Linked DNA regions of Homo sapiens: region 1 is linked to region 2. The links are chromatin loops, found by intact Hi-C in ENCODE. Cell type or tissue: endothelial cell of umbilical vein. All regions are shown on one strand.

The links. A loop is a pair of places that touch in the nucleus more often than their neighbours do. Peaks named below come from ENCODE experiments on the same cell type or tissue, not always from the same donor. Only the 100,000 strongest peaks of a DNase experiment are listed, where the experiment ranks them.
Region 1: a loop joins it to region 2, with 20 times the contacts of the local background. A loop is called at or near these places in 6 of 110 quality-filtered maps.

The regions. Positions count from the first base shown.
Region 1 is chr3:194,332,497-194,334,996 of GRCh38, reverse strand. No RefSeq gene overlaps it. Among named protein-coding and RNA genes, the nearest start is that of CPN2, 18 kb to the left of the region's middle. In endothelial cell of umbilical vein, a CTCF peak has its summit at 1,081 (motif pointing left); a DNase peak (open chromatin) is centred at 1,056; H3K4me3 peaks cover 562 bases; H3K27me3 peaks cover 771 bases.
Region 2 is chr3:194,663,639-194,666,138 of GRCh38, reverse strand. It overlaps LSG1 (large 60S subunit nuclear export GTPase 1), which reads left to right. Exons shown (of 14, transcript NM_018385.3): 5 at 496-582. Among named protein-coding and RNA genes, the nearest start is that of LSG1, 7.3 kb to the left of the region's middle. In endothelial cell of umbilical vein, a CTCF peak has its summit at 1,068; a DNase peak (open chromatin) is centred at 1,088; H3K27ac peaks cover 1,028 bases.

The DNA of each region.
Region 1 (2,500 bases), 330 kb after region 2:
CGCCCGGCCGATGTTTTTAATTTTTCAGCATTAGTGCTCTCATAAATCTTGCATTTTTGAAGAAACAGCAGCTGGGGGTGCGCTCTGCCTTGCTTTTTTTTTTTTTTTTTTTTTTTTTTTTAGATGGAGTCTCCCTCTGTTGCCAGGCTGGAGTGCAGTGGTGCAATCTTGGCTCACTGCAACCTCTGCCTCCTGGGTTCAAGCGACTCTCCTGCCTCAGCCTCCCAAGTAGCTGGGGCTACAGGCACGTGCCACCATGCCCAGCTAATTTTTGTATTTTTAGTAGAGACAGGGTTTCAACATGTTGGCCAGGATGGTCTTGATCTCTTGATTACGTGATCCGTCCGCCTTGGCCTCCCAAAGTGCTGGGATTACAGGCGTGAGCCACCGCCACCGGCCTGCCTCGCTTTCTTATAGTAAAGGATGGCTAAGACATTCCAAAGCTCCTCCTTCCAGCAGGCAGGACGCTCTTCCAGGAAGCTTTGAATGTTGTACCTTCTTTAGTGATGTCCTGCTACTTGCCAGTCATGCAGCCCTCGGCAAATTACTAAGCTGTCTGTGGCTCAGTGTCCTCACCATAGTTTTATCACATAGCACCCACCTCATAGTGTTATTGGTGAAGATAAAATAAGTGCATCCATATAAAGTACCCACAACAATGACACATGGTACGTTCTCCAAAATCGTTATCTTGCATTATTATTTTTGTTAGTATTATTCTAGAGAGAACTGTGGGTGTGGGTGCGGACGGGGTAGGCAAGCACCGGCCAATTGTTTTACCTGTTCCCGTTGATCTGTTTCTGGAAGAACGTAAAAACTGCTGTTTATATATCAAAATTGCATTGTTTAGGAGGATTGGAAATGCAATTGACACAATTGTTCAGTGCTAACAGTGGATATTGGAAAACTGGACGGTGCCGTCAAAGATTAGACTGTCTAGCGCGATGCGAGTCCAAGGACGAATGCTTTCTGGCCCTCTCAGCCTGCTTCCACCACGCGCGCATCTGCAAGCATTTTAAGTCTGCGCCTGCAGAGGTCCCGAGCCTGGTCTCGGAGCGCCCCCTTGTGGTCGCACGGAAGAACGCGCCCCGCGCAGACGTGGAGGGCCAGGGAGGGGTTCTCCCAGCTCCGCCCGCGGGCGCGGCGCGGTACTTTATTCTTGGAAAGTCAGAACCGGGTCCCCTAGAAGGGATACGGGCACATTGACACGGTGACCCGGGGGATACTTGCCGGAGTGCATGCGGGCGTGCGTGCGGAGCCGTCACGGCTTCTGTCTCCTGCACGCCTGAAAAAGCGCCAGGTCCGCTTGGGGCCCATGCACCGAGGAGCCGCCGGGCGGAGGCGAGTCCACCCGCCACCCGGTGGGGCGGCGAAGCGTTCGGGGCGCTCCAGATTGTCCCCGCGCTGCCGCGGTCCTGCACAGTGACTCGTCCCGCGCCCTCCACGGCTTCCAAGCGTCCCCTGCGACCTCCAGATGCCGATGTGGTACGAACCCCGTCCTCGAGGATCTCAGCTGGGAGCCTCCTGCTGCGCGCTGCTGCCACGTGGACGCGCGGTTCAGGACCGCACCTGGCAACGTGCATCCTGGGAAGACTGTGCTTTGTTTTCTTTGGGATTTTATCAAGAGTTGTTCAGCACTTTGGGAATCTTTATCCCGAGGCAATGCTTAGCCCTGATTGCAAAATGTCAAACACGGACACAAATTCATCCTTTACTCATCGTGAGTGAGTGACAGTGACTTCCAGTCTGTTAGTGAGATCTTGGCCAAACATTCCACATGGAAACGAATTCTTTTATTATAAGTTACCTTTGACTTCTAATTAATATTACAGATAGAAGGTTTTATTTTTAAATTCTCTGCGAGGTTTGACGATATTATCTGTGAAGTTTTTTTTCAGGAGACTAAAGCGGGTGTTACAAATGATTTACCAGGAAATCATTAGGTCTGTGGGGGTGCGGTTCAGAGGTCAAAGTAACAGAAGGAGCAAAACCACATGGTCTTCATCAAAGGAGGCCTGCTGGTGTGTCCTGGCCCTGTTTTCCTCCCGGGGTGGAGGCTATGGGTCTGAGGCTCCCCTTCCCACCATGGCGTGAGAGATCCTTTCGCAGAGAAGCTTTGTAAAGGGGAGCAGAGATTCCAGCTGCATTTGGAGGGAAAGGACAGATTCGTGTATTAGTCTGTTCTCCAGCCAAAAAGAACCAACAAGAGATGATAGATAGATAGGAATTGGCTCATGCAATTGCAGAGGCTGAGAGATCTCAGGTTCTGCAAGCTGGAGACCCAGGGAAGGCGGTGGTGTAATTCCATCCAAGTCCCAAGACCTAAGAACCAGGGGATCTGATGATATAAATCCCGGTGCAAAGGCAGGAGATGAGATGTCCCCGCTCCAGCAGTGAGGCAGGAAGACGCGGGGCAGTTACTCCTTCCTCTGCCTTTTTGTTCACTCAGGCCCTCAGTGGATTGGGTGGTGCCTGCCCTGGCTGGGGAGCGGATCTGCTG
Region 2 (2,500 bases):
ACACAGCCATTTGTGTTTTGAAGTTTTGATTCTTTTAAGAAGGAAATGGTAGCATTCTGCTAACAAGTGCAAATAGATGTATGCACAAACAAGATTGCTAGGTGCAAATGCATCCTTGCACAGAGATCGTGAGTTGGTTACTCTGCTCAGTTCCGGGCCTTTTCCTTTCATTCCCTTCTTTGGCCATTGGGCATCCTGGAGTTGATCGCTGCTCTCCTGCACATTTTTCCAGTAAGAGTGTGGGAAAGAAATGACTTTGTGTGATAGGTAAACTTCCAGGGCATAAATAGCTTCAGGATAAAATTTGAATTTGGTGGAGTATTGTCTAAATAAATAGTATTTTTATGGTGTCTCAGCAGGAAATATATAAAATAATTTGACTCTGGATATTTGTGCCCAGTACTTATTTTTAATGTAATAAATTTGAGCATTTACACTGCTAAAAATTGTCTATTATAATCTGGCAAATATATAAACTTCTCATTCAAAAACTAGGCTAGAAGAGGAACAGAAGCTGATATTGACTCCATTTGAACGAAATTTGGACTTTTGGCGCCAGCTCTGGAGAGTCATTGAGAGAAGGTGAATTATCATTTTCTTTTGTGTAATAAAGACATTGTAGTGAAGTTATATTCGATTTGGCTGTTGATATAGGCTTATAGGCTCAGGGTATGGGAATTAAGCTATGCAGAGGGTTACTGAGAATTATAAAAACACAGCATGATACTACCGTATATTTTGTATAGTTTTTTTGTTGTTAGATGAATATGTTGATAAGTGTGTGAGAATAATGAACATTTTCTGCAAGGTGAATTCTGAAGCACCTATATAGATATTTTAGCAAATGTATATTTGGTTTCTACTGGTAATGTGGAAAATATGGATACGAAAAAGAGTTAAGTTCCTGCCTGCAAAGAGCATCTATGTTATGGGGAGAGGCGAATGTCAGAGCTCCTGTCAGCCGAGTTACACCATGTTCAGCTAAATGCTAAGCAAAGCACCAGGCACCAGGGACACACAGATGAATGACATGCAATTCTTGCACTCAGAAAACTTAATACGTAGTGAAATACAGAGGGCAGTATGATTCCTGCTTTGCTGCAGATAGAAAGGCAGTGGGCTGAGTCATAGCAGAGGAAGGAGTGGTTGATAAGTATTGAGGAAATCACGGGGTGGTTTTTATGTTTTTTATTTATTTATTTATTTATTTATTTATTTGAGACGGAGTTTTGCTCTTATTGCCCAGGCTGGAGTGCAATGGCACGATCTCAGCTCACCACAACCTCCGCCTCCTGGGTTCAAGCAGTGCTCCCGCCTCAGCCTCCCAAGTGGCTGAGATTACAGGCGCACACCACCACGCCCAGCTAATTTTTTTTTTTGTATTTTTAGTAGAGACAGGGTTTCACCATGTTGGTCAGGCTGGTCTCGAACTCCTGACCTCGTGATCCACCCGCCTCAGCCTCCCAAAGTGCTAGGATTACAGGCATGAGCCACCATGCCCGGCCTGGTTTTTATTTTTTTTAACTGGGCTCTGAAAAGAAGAGAATGATTTTGACAAATTGAGAATGGGAGATCTTTATTCTTTTTCATGTAATGCTAAGGAGAATTCCTGATTGTTAGAAGTTGATGAACACCTGTCTCTAATCTCACCTCTTTGGTATAGTTAAAAGGTTTCTGTTTTCCTCAAAGAGTTTCTGAATTACTTTCAAGGATGCCATAAATGAACCTTATATTTGAAATGTTTTCAACAAGGACCCTTCAGGCTGGTTTTTTTTCCTTTGAAATCTATAAAGTGAACCTAGTAAGAACACTAGGAAACAGAATGCTTTAATTGGGATTCTCAGAAAAGAATCTTATCACATTTAGCATTGTTATTAAGAAAACAGGGCCCAGCGCGGTGGCTCACACCTGTGATCCCAGCACTTTAGGAGGTCCAGGCAGGTGGATCACTTGAAGTCAGCAGTTCGATACCAGCCTGAGGAACGTGGTGAAACCCTGTCCCTACTAAAAATACAAAAATAGCCAGGCTTGGCTACTACTTGGGAAGCTGAGGCAGGAGAATCACTTGAATCCAGGAGGTGGAGGTTGCAGTGAGCCGAGATCGCACCACTGCACTCCAGCCTGGGTGACAGAGCAAGACTCTGTCTCCAAAAAAAAGAAAACAGTACTTGGACTAAACTTGTAAAAGTCACTTACATTTCCTATTAGGGTGATGACAAAGTCACTTGAATGCCCCCATCCTCAGCTCTCTACGGGTACAGAAAGGGCTCTTGGGCTGGGATGCGGGGAGGTCAGAGAAGCAAGGCAAATCTCTAAGGCAGAAGAAGGGAAAGGCTTTCTCTGAGGCAGAAGAAGGGAAAGGCTTTCTCTGAGGCGGAAGAAGGGAAAGGCTTTCTCTGAGGCGGAAGAAGGGAAAGGCTTTCTCTGAGGCGGAAGAAGGGAAAGGCTTTCTCTGAGGCGGAAGAAGGGAAAGGCTTTCTCTGAGGCGGAAGAAGGGAAA